3 separate regions of the Homo sapiens genome follow, and all the other regions are linked to region 2. A link is a loop called in an ENCODE intact Hi-C map of the cell type or tissue named here. Cell type or tissue: PC-9. All regions are shown on one strand.

What was found. A loop is a pair of places that touch in the nucleus more often than their neighbours do. Peaks named below come from ENCODE experiments on the same cell type or tissue, not always from the same donor. Only the 100,000 strongest peaks of a DNase experiment are listed, where the experiment ranks them.
Region 1: it touches region 2 in a loop (6-fold over the local background); 8 of 110 quality-filtered maps call a loop at or near these places.
Region 3: it touches region 2 in a loop (5-fold over the local background); 3 of 110 quality-filtered maps call a loop at or near these places.

What each region holds. Positions count from the first base shown.
Region 1 is chrX:10,720,671-10,725,670 of GRCh38, forward strand. It overlaps a transcript of MID1 not described here. Among named protein-coding and RNA genes, the nearest start is that of MID1, 100 kb to the left of the region's middle. RefSeq lists a silencer at 2,159-2,453. In PC-9, CTCF peaks have their summits at 2,286 (motif pointing left) and 4,574; no DNase peak of the experiment used is centred here.
Region 2 is chrX:10,634,363-10,639,362 of GRCh38, forward strand. It overlaps a transcript of MID1 not described here. Among named protein-coding and RNA genes, the nearest start is that of MID1, 16 kb to the left of the region's middle. RefSeq lists an enhancer at 1-1,005. In PC-9, a CTCF peak has its summit at 2,170 (motif pointing left); DNase peaks (open chromatin) are centred at 479, 969 and 2,179; H3K4me3 peaks cover 994 bases; H3K27ac peaks cover 2,051 bases.
Region 3 is chrX:9,986,441-9,991,440 of GRCh38, forward strand. No RefSeq gene overlaps it. Among named protein-coding and RNA genes, the nearest start is that of CLDN34, 22 kb to the left of the region's middle. In PC-9, a CTCF peak has its summit at 2,504 (motif pointing right); no DNase peak of the experiment used is centred here.

The sequences.
Region 1 (5,000 bases), 86 kb after region 2:
CATTTGACCCAGCCATCCCATTACTGGGTATATACCTAAAGGATTATAAATCATGCTGTTATAAAGACACATGCACACGTATGTTTATTGCGGCACTATTCACAATAGCAAAGACTTGGAACCAACCCAAATGTCCAACAATGATAGACTGGATTAAGAAAATGTGGCACATATACACCATGGAATACTATGCAGCCATAAAAAATGATGAGTTCATGTCCTTTGTAGGGACATGGATGAAGCTGGAAACCATCATTCTCAGCAAACTATCGCAAGGACAAAAAACCGAACACCGCATGTTCTCACTCATAGGTGGGAATTGAACAATGAGAACACATGGACACAGGAAGGGGAACATCACACACCAGGGCCTGTTGTGGGGTGGGGGGAGGCGGGAGGGATAGCATTAGGAGATATACCTAATGTTAAATGACGAGTTAATGGGTGCAGCACGCCAACATGGCACATGTATACATATGTAACAAACCTGCCCGTGGTGCATATGTACCCTAAAACTTAAAGTATAATAAAAAAAAGAAAAATAAATAAAGAAAAATGAAGTTGGGTGTTAAGGGGTTTTCTTGTGTTAAACAGAATATTTTCCATACATATGTGTGTATGTGAATAGATATATTTCTCTGTATGTAATCAGAACTAGAGGTCAACTTTCTCTAGTGTGAATTAAAGAGTAATTAATACAATACTGTATCCTTTGGGTCCTTTGGATTCCAAAGGACCAAAGAAGCTGAGGAATAACAGATTTAAGAGGTTTGGATGTTGCAAACTCAGATAAATTCATATAAAGTGTAATTTTGTGGGTTTCTCACTTATCAGATCTAAAGACACAGCATTCTTTGCTAATGTTTCAGTAACATTCAACTATCAATAAGTATTTTCTATGGTCATTCTGTGCCGAAAACACAGAATCAAATTTCTCCCACCTACAGTACAATCTGGAATGTGAGGATTGTGGGGGCAAAAAACTTCCTTAACAAATGATGCTAGCAAAAACCAATAATTGTTTTCTCGGGCAAAAGGGATTTAAATCTAAAAAAAAAAAAAAAACTTTCTGAAAATTAAAGCTAAATCATTAGTTTTGCACTCAATAAAGAATACAGCCAAGCATGGTGGCTTGTGCCTATAATCCCAGATATTTGAGAGGCTGAGGTGGGAAGATCGCTTGAGGCCAGGAGTTTAAGACCAGGCTGGGCAACATAGCAAGATTACTGTCACTACAAAAAGAGAAGAAAAGAAAGAAGAAGACGACCTTCTTCTGCAGGGTACAGGCTTGCTTTTTGGGAGATTATGTGTAGAAATATTTCCAAACTGCCACCAACATAGTTCTTTGGCCATCTCCTTATATCTCTGAATGAATGTGTGATTAGAAAAAGCATTTTTATGTTATCCTATGCTAAGTATAATTTTAAAAGCAAGCATATGGCTGCAAAAAAAAAAATCACTTAATAGATGATGCTACTTATCCAGAGGTTGGGAGACAGGAGACATAAATTTCTCTAAAGCTTCTTCTAGTTCTAACATTTTCTTTTTCTGTGTAAAACAATCTCCCCCACTACCTTATTCTACTGGTGTGCATGTTGATATTATAAAGACACGGCAAATTATTGAAATTTGAGTCTCAAAAATGCATCTAAGGATATGAGATGTGCCTGGATATTTAGCAATGCTGGCTACTTACTTGTTATAAATCATCTAGAGATATTACAACTTTAAATAGTCCCCAAGGGCAAAAATGGCCATTCCAGTGGGGGAAAGCAAAAATCTAAGACAAATAGGAATTAGTCAATCGTTTCTCCCCAACCAAACCAGTGATGAAAGCTACAAAAAATACCTTCCCTGGTTGAGAAACATCCCGTCATTTAAATTGCTGGGTTAATGAATATCGGCCTTCAAGAGGAAAATTGAAATGTATTTTATCACAGACTAGTTTATGGATGTGTGTGTTTATGATATCAGCAGAAATTTCTGAGATGACTGAAGAACTAGCTCAGGAAATGGCCAAGAACAAAGGGAGACGAGGCCATCAGAAACCCAAGCCAAATCATGTCCTGAAATTTAAGTTTCCGGGCAGAATCCTCTCTTGCAATTGCTGACATTGGGAGCCCCGGTCGGAACTGCAGAAGCTGCTGCCTCTAGAAAGTTTAAGTATCTTTTTCTTGCTAGGTTTGTTATTATTACTATTTTTTCTTATCAGAGAGGTTGTGTCTCATGGTTGAGAATTTAAAGAACCTCTTTGCTGAAGTTATGGGTACGTCCAGTACCGATGGAGGTATAATGGTGCCCTCTGCTGGGAAGAGTCAGTAATGCTACCCAGTGAGTTTTCTACTGGGCCTGAAGTAATTTTAGGTGCTGGTGGAGGGATGTCAAGGGTGTTTCTGGAACAAAAAGTTCCGAGAAGTACTCTGCAAAAAAGTAGTTACAAAACCCCAAACCACATGAAATTAGCTTGATTCTGAGTTGACAGTGGAATCTGAAACCAGCTGTATTTCATCCTAAAATGTTAGCGCTATAAACCCTTCATCAAACCTGGAGACAATTATTTTCTCACTATCTGGACAAGACCACATTTCCAGCGGCTGAATTTTTCCAGGGCCGACTTTGCCTTCCCATTTTCCTTTTGTAGAGCTCCCCTCTTGCAGACTTGCATAAACAAGCCTCACTCAAGAATGAAAGATGCTATGAGGCTGAGCCCCCATATGACATTCTGTAATTTTGCTATTAAGAATCATAAAAGGAATTTGTCACAAAAAGTACACACCACACTGACATGCCTTGGCTCCTTAGAAATGCATAGTAAGGCCAAATATCGATTTTTAAAATGTCATTTCAGGAAGTTCAGGAAAACTGCACTATTTCACTAAAGGTGTAGTTTCTTATTTTTGAGACGGAGTCTCGCTCTGCCGCCCAGGCTGGAGTGCAGTGGCGCGATCTCCGCTCACTGCAAGCTCCGCCTCCCGGGTTCACGCCATTCTCCTGCCTCAGCCTCCGGAGTAGCTGGGACTACAGGCGCCCGCCACCGCGCCCGGCTAATTTTTTTGTATTTTTAGTAGAGACGTGGTTTCACCGTGGTCTCGATCTCCTGACCTCGTGATCCGCCTGCCTCGACCTCCCAAAGTGCTGGGATTACAGGCGTGAGCCACCGCGCCCAGCTAAAGATGTAGTTTCTTACTTCATTTACCAGTTCTGGATCCGCAGCCGAAATATTTAAACCATCTGTAACTTAAAGTAGCTAAAAAATAACTAAAGGGCAGTAAAAGGAGACTGTAGCCATGTATTGCATGCTAATTGCACTTCTAGTCAAAAGCATACTGTTGGCTGGACCATCTTCAGTGGCATCTTACTCTGTAAGATATTAGGGAAACATCTGTTTATTGTTATTCATTTATTTTGTTGAGACAGGGTCTCTCTCTGTTGCCCAGGCTGGAGTGCAGTGGTATTATCTCGGCTCACTGCAGCCTCAACCTACCGGGTTCAAGCATCAGCCACCTCAGCTTCCCGAGTAGCTGGGGCTATAGGCACGCACCACCACACCCGGTAATTTTTTGTATTTTGTAGAGACGGGATTTCACCTTGTTGCCCAGGCTGGTCTCAAACTCCTGGGCTCAAATGATCTATCTGCCTCAGCCTCCCAAAGTGTTGGAATTATGGGTGTGAGCCATTGGGCCTCAGCATGTTGTTTTTGAGTGTTGTCAGAGTAAGATGCTGGGTTTTCCAGGGAAGCCAGTGATGTCTATCTAAAGTATGATGTTCATCTTGAAGGAGCTTATAATCTAAGAAAGGAGAGAAGACATGTATGGGAATGATGAGAATTGATTATAGCATATGCAGCTGACTATAGTAATTCAATAAAAGAGACCTGGATTCTCTGTAGTTTAGAGGATGAGGGCAAGATCTTTCCCAACCGGAAAAAACTCTAAATGCCTCTTGGATGGGGTGTCACTTGAGCTGGGACTTTCAAGTAGATTTTTAAGTACTTATTTCTCTTTGGAAAAATAGAAAGATAAATAAAATAAATAGATGAGCTTTTCCTTTTTGCCATCTGGCCCACCTTGTGGTTTTACTGTTTTATCTTAGTTACCTTGGTTGATTTTGAGGTTTTAATCATAGGATTCCAATGCTCTTTTACTCAACATGGAGAAAACCATTTGTTTGGGGATTGATTTGTACAATGTATTCTGCAATACTTTAGATTCTAAAGAATGAGGGCGAATTTTTAAAAATTGGGGACAGGTTCAATTTGTGTGTCTCTCTGCAAACCTCGTTCAAGATGTCAGATGAAACCTGTGGGGGTATTAGCTTTCTAAAGGTGTTGTTCCATTATGCTCTAGCCTTATAGTTATTAGTTCAGAACAATGGGTCTGAACTCCAAAACTGTAGCACTGCACATTTCCCTGCAAAGAGGGACAATTATGTCATTGGAATACAGAAGAAAACAGCACTTTTTTCTCCTCCCAGGAATGATGTCACTGTGACACTAAGAGTAGCAAATTCCTATCTAGAAATCCAACTGTGTTCACTTCAGAGCACTAAAGAAGCTCAGTGAATAAAATCAGGTGCCAGTCAAAAGCTATACTTCTTTGTACCGCTAGGTGAAGATTGCATCTCTCAATTTCCCCAAGGGCTTTCCCAGTAAACACTCCCCTTAAAAGATTCGGTTTTGATGAAAGAAAAGAGAACACAATAGTATTCTCTAAGATATGATTTAAAAATTATAAATATATTTTTCCCGAGGGAAAAAACTGCATGTAACCATTTTTTAAATTGACTTTTAAAAGATATTGGCCATGTTACATATTCTATATTAAAAGATTAGTAAATTAAAAAAAATCTGTGTACATTACTGAACATAACCACAATACATACTTAGGGTCAATATGCTTAGAAAAAAGGCCTGGTACGGTGGCTCACGCCTGTAATCCCAGCACTTTAGGAGGCCAAAGCAGGTGGATCACTTGAGGTTAGGAGTTTGAGACCAGCCTGGC
Region 2 (5,000 bases):
ATATAAGTTGTAAAGTTTTTAAAAAGCCCCTTCTCCTGAACCATGCCTCTAGTTAAATTTAAATCCAAGTAATATCATCCAGTTAACTAATATGGTTTTATCTCTGATTCTCTGGAAAGATGTGTATCCTTCCTGGTAACTATTCCCTTAACAAAGAGGTTGCTATGGATACATTTTTTTTTTTTTAAATTGAGTGCTGGCATTTTAAAGCCTGTGCAATTTAGTGCACTATATCTGGCCAGAGGGTTATACTAATTTAAGTGCCTGTATTTAATGCTAGCAATTTTTATCTTAATACACTTGCTTCATGCATTTGACGTGCCGTGTTCAAGAGCGTAAGAGATGGTGTGGGTGTTCTTTAAGGAAAAGCAAGTAAGACGAATATCGTACAACCCACCTAACTGCAATTGAATCAGTGGATGCTTCACTCGCCTGGAATTCGTCTGTTCTTGGTGTGTTTAATAATGAGTCATGCGATACATTTGCAAGGCAATGGGGCCACCTCCCAGGGCCTGGGGCCACGTTATGATTTTCTGCGCCTGAGTCCCCCGTCTTTGTTCAGACAGGTTGCTAATGCATCCCGCGAAGCTGACCTAATGCTACTTCAGTGGGTCTATTTTTCTTCTGTGGCTCAGCTCGAATGTGATATTCAGGAAGTCGACTGTCAGGCATGCAAATTGAGAGAAAAATATGCCACATTAAATCATGATGGTTTAATAAGGTATTACTCATGGGCAAATGGCTTCTGGTACTCTCCTTAGTAGGGGCAAGTTGAAAAGCATAACCTGCCCCAGAGAAGAGATCTAGCAATTTCATTGTCATTCCATCTTTGTCAAGGCATTTGGTGAAATATGCTCCAGTTGACATACTGTAGCTGCCAGTATTCTACCTGAAAATATAAACCCACATGTATCCTACTTTAGTCACCAATATTAAGAATCTTTACCATTATGATTACACTTGAGGTGAAATACCAAACATTTCAAATGCTTCTAATGATAGTTCCACTCTATGAATATGATACCACTTAGGAATGTTTCATGGTATCTCAAGAATTCCTTTTCAGAGCAAAAGGAAATCTTTACATTTCCATCTTTTACTGCAAATAGAAATTAATAAAATAAGTATTCATTTTCCTTGCAACTCAATTGATTTTTCTGTAATCTGTAGAAAATGAGCATGTTTTCTATATGCCTTCTATAAGAATGCATACATTTAAATTATACCTTTTCCAATCAGACATGGAATTTTACTAAGAAAAAAAAAGAATAAGTCTAGAATGAAAGAATTGTCATGCTGAAATTCTCCAGGTCATTTACACATTGATTACTTTGTCTGCTGCAAAACTATTAATTTAGTATTTGCCATGGCTTTAGAACTTAAGTTCTTTACATAGTAACTTACTTTCATAAATATGGAAGTATAATAATTAGGGTGGTGTATGTAACAATAACATAAAAACACTTATTTTTGACAGGCTGGTCATTGTCTGTCACAGTCATGTCTTCACTCGTGAAGATTGAAAGCAATGTCACATGAAGAAACTGGTTTCATTCTTCAGTTAACAATTTAAATCAGTGCTTAGTTGTCCCAGACTACAAAATATGTTAGAGGCAACAAAACCATTTTTAATCCTTCTTACCTAACTATAGATATTCCATTTAATTTTGGATTTGCTTTGTTAGATAGAGAGAAAGGAGAAAGGCAAAGATTTAAAAACATAAAACAGAGGGAACAGCATGAAAGCAACTATAAAATGCTGGCAAAATCTGGAAGAATAGAAACCATGTGGAAGTAAGTATTGTGGAATAAAGATTTAAAACCCTTCAGAAATGTTCTTTGAAAATCCAGCAACACAGAGGGGAAAAATGAAGAAAAATTAGCCAGTGCCAGTAAGAAAGCACTTTCTCTTTCCACCCTGACCAATTTTCTTTTATTTAAAAGAAACAGAACAAGATTAAGAGTTTAAAAATAGAGAGGAGGGCAAAACAGTAATCTGTAGTTTTTTTCTTCTTTCAGCTGTTCCTCTTTAACTATAATTAATCATCTTCTCCAAACAGCAGACCTCCAGGGAACTGCATTGAGGAAGGAAAATTCAAAGCAATGGAAACAAAATCAGTCCTTACAGGTTTCACCGTTGGGATTTGGACCCGGAGTGAAAAGAGGATAATGGTCTCAGAGCAGCCTCTGGTGGCTGAATGTCAAAAGCTCAAGAAGTCAGAGGCCACCTTACTAGTGTTCTCTTGACCTCCACTCTCCACGGTCTTAAGATTTTGTGCAAAGGAAGTTACTATTTAAATGACTTCAAGGCACTAGTTCAGAATTGATTAGGTTGGAATTGAAGTGAATTCATCAGTTTCAAGGGCAATCACAGATGGACTATGGATTTGATGCTGACAAACTGGGCCATTCCAACAATGGGGATATATATATATATATATATATATATATATATACACCACTGGTGACTGACACCTGAAATTCTAATTTTTAAGCAATCTGAATATTTTGATTCTTAAAACGCTGTGTGTGTGTGTGTGTGTGTGTGTGCATGTGTGCACAGAGATCTGTCCATCAGAAGCATTTGGGGTGCATTTTCTTGTCACAGCTTTCCCAGCTGTACAACATCTGTTTAGGACAGAGGCCTATACATTCCATCTGGTATGTTCCCCATTGAACCATCTCATCTGGGAAGTTTCCAAGGGGCCCTTTTCAAAATCTTGAGTCTTATAATCTAACTTGTATCAAATATCATGTCCAAAAGAGTGCTGCAATCTTCAGCTCCCTTTCTATGAGCATATCACATTTACACATCAGGTTAGAATGTTTTGTTCAAAAACAGATATTCTGTGTTCACCAAAAAAAACTTGAAGGTTTCAAACACAGTGAGGGTAAGTTTGTGAATACTCAAACACATATTTTAAATTGGTTTCAATAGGAGTCTGCTTTATGTATTTTTTTTTTTAGTAATTAACCAGCAGTTCTCTGGGCCTGCCAGAGGTGATGGAATTTTGTTAGGACCACATGGACCCTACAAAAGATCTATGGTATCAGGAGTTCAAGACCAGCCTGACCAACATGGTGAAACTCCATCTCTACTAAAAATACAAAAATTAGCCAGGCATGGTGGTGCACGCCTGTAATCCCAGCTACTCAGGAAGCTGAGGCAGGACAATCGCTTGAACCCAGGAGGCAGAGGTTGGAGTGAGCCGAGATTGCACCACTGTACTCCAGCCTGGGTGACAGAGCAAGACTCCATCTAAAAAAAAAAAAAAGAAAGAAAGAAAGACCTATGATAACTTGTGTGTACAATGTTGAATTTATAGAGCCCACTTCTTATTCACAAGGAAGTATCCTGGTTCAATCAAATATCAACATTAGAATTATCTGGGCTCCTAATTAATGCCTGAAAAAGAGACAGCAGCTATTTGGAAGTACAAGGAATTAATAGTAATGTACAGATGAACTTCTTAGTCTGGACAAATGTGCCACCATTAGGTAAGATGTTCATAACAGGGGAGGCTGGGGGAAAGGCATGCAGGAACTCTCTGTACTACCTTTGCAACTTTCTGTAAATCTTAAAATGTTCCAAAATCAAGAGTTTCTTTTTTAAAAAAAGTACAGAGAGTAATGTCGGCAAATACACTCGGGAAGTGGGAAAAGATGGACAAAGTTCTCTGGCAGAAGAAAAGTTTAATAACAGTAGGATATTGGCCTTGTCATCCAAGATGGCTGAATAGGAACAGCTCCAGTCTGCAGCTCCCAGCATATTCCAACTGAGGTACCAGGTTCATCTCATTGGGGCTTGTCAGACAGTGGGTGCAGCCCACAGAGCAGGGCAGGGCGTTGCCTCACCTGGGAAGCACAAGGGGTTGGGGAATTCCCTTTCCTAGAAAAGGGAAGCCGTGACAGACAGCAACTGGAAAATCGGGACACTCCCACCCTAATACTGTGCTTTTCCAATGGCCTTAGCAAACGGCACACCAGGAGATTATATCCTGCGCATGGCTCGGAGGGTCCCACACCCACAGAGCCTGGCTCACTGCTAGCACAGCAATCTGAGATCGAACTGCAAGGTGGCAGCGAGGTGGAGGGAGGGGCGTCCGCCATTGCTGAGGCTTGAGAAGGTGAACAAAGCTGCCAGGAAGCTCAAACTGGGTGGAGCCCACTGCAGCTCAAGGAGGCCTGCCTGCCTCTGTAGACTCCACCTCTGGGGTCAGGGCATAGCTGAACAAAAGGCAGCAGAAACTTCTGCAGACTTAAATGTCCCTGTCTGACAGCTTTGAAGAGAGTAGTGCTTCTCCCAGCATGGAGTTTGAGATCTGAGAACAGACAGACTGCCTCCTCAAGTGGGTCCCTGACCCCCAAGTAGCCTAACTGGGAGACACATCCCAGTAAGGGCCAACTGACACCTCATACAGCTGGGTGCCCCTCTGAGATGAAGCTTCCAGAGGAAGGATCAGATAGCAAAATTTGCTGTTCTGCAACATTTGCTGTTCTGCAGCCTCTGCTGGTGATACCCAGGCAAACAGGGCCTGGAGTGGACCTCCAGCAAACTCCAGCAGACCTGCAGCTGAGAGTCATGACTGTTAGAAGGAAAACTAACAAAGAGAAAGGACATTCACACCAAAACCCCATCTGTACATCACCATCATCAAAGACCAAAGGTAGATAAAACCACAAAGATGGGGAGAAACCAGAGCAGAAAAGCTGAAAATTCTAAAAACCAGCACACGTCTTCTCCTCCAAAGGAACGCAGGTCCTTGCCAGCAATGGAACAAAGCTGGACAGAGAATGACTTTGACGAGTTGAGAGAAGAAGGCTTCAGGTGATCAGTAATAACAAACTTCTCCGAGCTAAAGGAGGATGTTTGAACCCATCACAAAGAAGCTAAAAACCTTGCAAAAAGATGAGATGAATGGCTAACTAGAATAAACAGTGTAGAGAAGTCCTTAAATGACCTGACTGAGCTGAAAACCATGGCATGAGAACTACGTGAT
Region 3 (5,000 bases), 650 kb before region 2:
CATGGGCACAGGGGTCGTTTTAGGAGGGACAAAAATGTTCTGAAATTGATGGTGACAATGGTCGCACAACCTTGTGAATGTACTAAAAACCACTGCATTGTATGCTTTACACAGGCGAGTTGTACAGTATGTGGATTATACCTCAGTAAAACTGGTATATATATATATATATATAAAGAGAGAAAGAGCGAGAGAGTTCCACATTAATTTCCGATAAGCACCCTTTGTAAACTAAAAAAACAAAAGACACTTCATTCAATGCTGTCTATCTTAAACGAACACTTAAATATATCTTTAACGATGAAGGATTAGTACAGTTTTTTCTAACCTTGGAGTGGTGGGGGCCATTTCAGGATCGCCTGTGGGGCCTTGTTCAAATCCACCCTCCCCCCAGCAAAGCACCCCCTTCACTGACCCTGGTCTTCCCACACTTGTGAATCACTACATTAGAAGAATTCCCTGAAAATAGGGAACCAGACTTGAAAACTTGTCATTACCAAAGTTACGTAAGATTGCTCTGGAAGTTCCTTTTTTTTTTTTTTTTTTTTTTTTTTTTGAGACGGAGTCTCAGTCTGTTGCCCAGGCTAGAATGCAATGGCGTGATCTTGGCTCACTGCAGCCTCTGCCTCCCAGGTTCAAGCGATTCTCCTGCCTCAGCCTCCTGAATAGCTGGGATTACAGGCGTACACCACCACGCCCAGCTAGATTGTTCTGGAAGTTCTAGCCAGGGTGCTGTAAGTCAGGAGACAGAGAAAAGAGGTATAATTATCCTAGAAGGGTGTGTGAATCTTTGTTCAGCTAAGTTGACCCTATACCTAAAAAAAGTCCAAGAAAAGTTATTACACTACAACAGAAAGTTCAATTATATAGCTGGATACTAAATACACAAACATCAACAATCTTTTCGTGTTCCTACACAATGAGCCAGTTTGAAATTAGAATTGAAACAGAGTACTTTCACACAAAAAAGCAATAAACTCCCAAATATCTAGCAATAAGCTTAATATGAAATGTGCAAGACCCTGTATGTTGCAAACTGCTCAACCTTAGTAAGAGCCAAAAGAAGCCATGGAGACATGTCCCCAGTCCCAGATGGGGAAATTAAATTTTGCAAAGTTGTTCCACCTTCTGAGATTAATTTGTTGGCTTAATGTGATGCTAAGCAAAATGTTTATGAAAATCGGCAAATGCAAAAAATGAGCAAAACCTGCATGTATTAAGATTGTTACAGTTTATTAAGTGTAAAGTTTATATCCAAAGAAAACCAGTGTAAACACATATCAATCTCTAGTTAGTGGCATACTTGCTGAAAACTTAGGGGGATGTGTACTGATGTCTGCAATTTACTATGAAATGTATGAAAGAATAAGATGGATTGATGGATGGATAGAGGGATGAACAAATGAATAGGTACATGAAAAAGACTATAGTAATCTGCCTCTTATCAGAGCAGAAAAATGAATAAAAAGAAAAAGGAAAATACAGTAGAATGTTAATGAGAGAATCTGGGTGGTATTTGAGTTGTTCGCTAAAATTTTTTCAACCTTGTTTAATATGGGAAAGTTTTTGGCTGGACACAGTGGCTCACGCCTGTAATCCCAACACTTTGGGAGGCTGAGGCGGGAGGATCGATGGAGCCCAGGAGTTCAAGACCAGCCTGGGCAACATAAGGAGACCTTGTTTCTACTAAAAATTTTTACAAAAATTAGTTGGATGTGGTGTTGCATGCCTGTGGTCCCAAATACTCAAGAAGCTGAGGGAGGAGGGTCTATTGAGCCCCGGAGTTAACGGCTGCAAGGAGCTATGATCACGCCACTTCACTCCAGCCTGAGTGAAAAAGTGAGACCCTGTCTCAAAAAAAAAAAAGGTTCATAATAAAATGGGAAAAATACAGAGCAAAGAACAACAAAAACCAAAATGCATATAAAAGAAGATTCCAGCTTGAAAAATATGAGCTGGATAAAGATGGGGTGGAAATGGGCTAAAATGTTAACTATGATGAAATTATAGGTGATTTTTATTTACTTGTTCATACTCCATGCATTGATTGAGCTTTTTCTTTCTTTTTAAAAACAATATCCAAGTACTACTTTTATTTTAATTTTTTTAAACAGGGTCTCACTCTGTCACCCAGGCTGGAGTGCAGTGGTGTGATCTCGGCTCACTATAGCCTCAGCCTCCCGAGTAGCTGAGACTACAGTCATGTGCCACCATGCCCGGCTAATAGTTTATTTTTTTTTTTGCAGAGATGGGGGTCTCACTTTGTTGTCCATGCTGGTCTCGAACTCCTGCTTAAGAGACCTTCCTGCCTTGGCCTCCCAAAGTGTTGGAATTACAGGTGTGAGCCATTGTCCCTGGATCAGGAGTTGCTTCTTATGGATGAGCAAAGAAAGTAGTTTCTTAAGACACAATCTCCTCCTGGTGAAGATGTTGTGAACATTATTGAAATGACAACAAAAGATTAGAATATTCCATAAACTTAGTTGATAAATTAGTGGGATTCTTCCATTTCTCCACCAGGTGACAGCATAAGCACGTCAAAATAGCAAAAATTGTCTCAGAACACAGTATTTGGTCTGACATTGAACATTACTGCTGTTAATTGACTAGGTGTTTATTTTGACATGTTACTTGCACAAAGGATTAGAATATTATGTCAACCTAGTTGATAAACCAGTAACAGGGCTTGAAAAGATTGACTCTACTTTTGAAAGAAGTTCTAATGTGAGTAAAATGCTATCAAAAAGCATCGCATGCTACAGAGAAATCTTTTGTGAAAGGTAGAGCCAATTGATGCAGCAAACTTCCTTGCTGTGTTATTTTAAGAAATTGCCATAGCCAACCCAGCCTTCAGCAATCACCACCCTGATCAGTCAGCAGCCAGCGACATAAAGGCAAGACCCTCCACCAGCAAAATGATTACAACTCACTAAATGCTCACATGATCCTTAGCATTTTTTAGCAATAAAGTGTTTTTTGTTTTTTGAGACTAGGTCTCACTCTCGCCCAGACTCCTGGAGTGCAGTGGCACTATCACGGCTCACTGAAGCCTCAACCACCCGGGCGCAAGCGATCCTCCCACCTCAGCCTCCAGAATAGTTGGGACTACAGGTGTGCACCACCACGCCTGGCTAATTTTTGTATTTTTTGTAGAGATGGGGTATTGCCATGTTGTCCAGGCTGGTCTTGAATTCCTGAGCTCAAGCAATCCTCCCGCCTAGGCCTCCCAAAGTGGCGGGATCACAGGCATGAGCCACCTCGCCCGGCCTGCAATATAGTAATTTTAATTTAGGATACTACATTTTTTTAAGGCATAATACTATTGCACACTGAAGACTACAATATAGAGTAAACATAATGTTTATATGCATTGGAAAACCAAAAAAAATATGCGACTCAGGTTATAGAGATATTTGCATTATTTTGGTGGTCTGGAACTGAACCTGCAATATATCCAAGGTATGTCTGTGGGTGTGTGTGTGTGTGTGTGTGTATGTGTGTGTGTGTGTGTGAGATGTTCATGGCAACATTTATTTTTAATAGAAAAGAAAAGAACTGGCCAGGCGTGGTGGCTCTCGCCTGTAATCCCAGCACTTTGGGAGGCCGAGGCAAGTGGATCACCTGAGGCCGGGAGTTCGAGACCAGCCTGAGCAACATGGAGAAACCCCATTTCTACTAAAATTACAAAATTAGCCGGATGTGGTGATGGGTGCCTGTAATCCCAGCTACTTGGGAGGCTGAGGCAGAAGAATTGCTTGAACCCAGGAGGTGGAGGTTGCGGTGAGCCTGAGATGGAGCCATTGCACTCTAGCCTGGGCAACGAGAGCAAAACTCTGTCTCAAAAAAAAAAAAAAAAAAAAAAGAAAAGAAATTAAAGCAACCAAGATATCTGAATATCTGAACAGGGTCAAAGGGTCAAACTACTAGATATTTGTATAAATGAAGAAACTTGATTTTAGGTAAACAAAGCAAGAATCAAGTATAAGAACCATGTCCAAGATTAGCACCTAAATAGCAGAAAAGCTGACTTTATACTGAGAGAACTATTATACCCTGATTTGTGTATCTCTCCTACCTAGGAACTCAGAATCTTGAGTCAATGGTAAAGTGAAATTATGGGTAATTTTTTCTTTCTTTGTACTTTTATGGATTCTTTGTTCTATACTGAGCATGTATGAATTTTTAATAAAAGTTATAAATAATGAACACATCTGGATTTTATAAATTACTCTACATTCATAAAGCATTCTTCTGCAAGGTGGCAGCATAAGCCCTTCCGAGTACAGTATTTGTCCTGAAATTGAACACTATTGCTGTTCATTGCTCAGTTGTTTATTTTGACATGTTACTTGCACAAGCAAATTATTCATTATATTGTTAATTTTTATGAAAGAATTACTATATATTTATTGCAAAGTTGGTATACAGAATAGGATAAAACTCTAAATCACCTGTTGTGGCACTACTCAGGTATAACCAAGATTAACACTCTGAAATTATCTTCATGTTCACAGATGTGTGCTGGAAACAGGAAATGACATGTTTTTAAAGCAAAATGTGCCACCCCATACAATTGTTTGCTTTTTAAAATTTAAAAAAAAAAAAGTTTGTGGCCGGGCACGGTGGCTCATGCCTGTAATCCCAACACTTTGGGAGGCCGAGGTGGGCAGATCACCTTAGGCCAGAAGTTCGAGACCAGCCTGGCCAACATGGTGAAACCCCGTCTCTACTAAAAATTCAAAAATTAGGCGGGCATGGTGGCAGGCACCTGTAATCCCAGCTACTCGGGAGGCTGAGTCAGGAGAATCACTTGAACCCGGGAGGCAGAGGTTGCAGTGAGCCGAGATTGTGCCATTGCACTCTGGCGGGGGTGACAGAGCAAGACTGTCTCAAAAAATAAATAAGTAAATAATACATAAACAATGATTGCGAGTACATAGTAGGTGTATATAGTAGGAAACTACTGAAGAAGTTTGAAGCTAGCAGAGGCTAGTTCATGA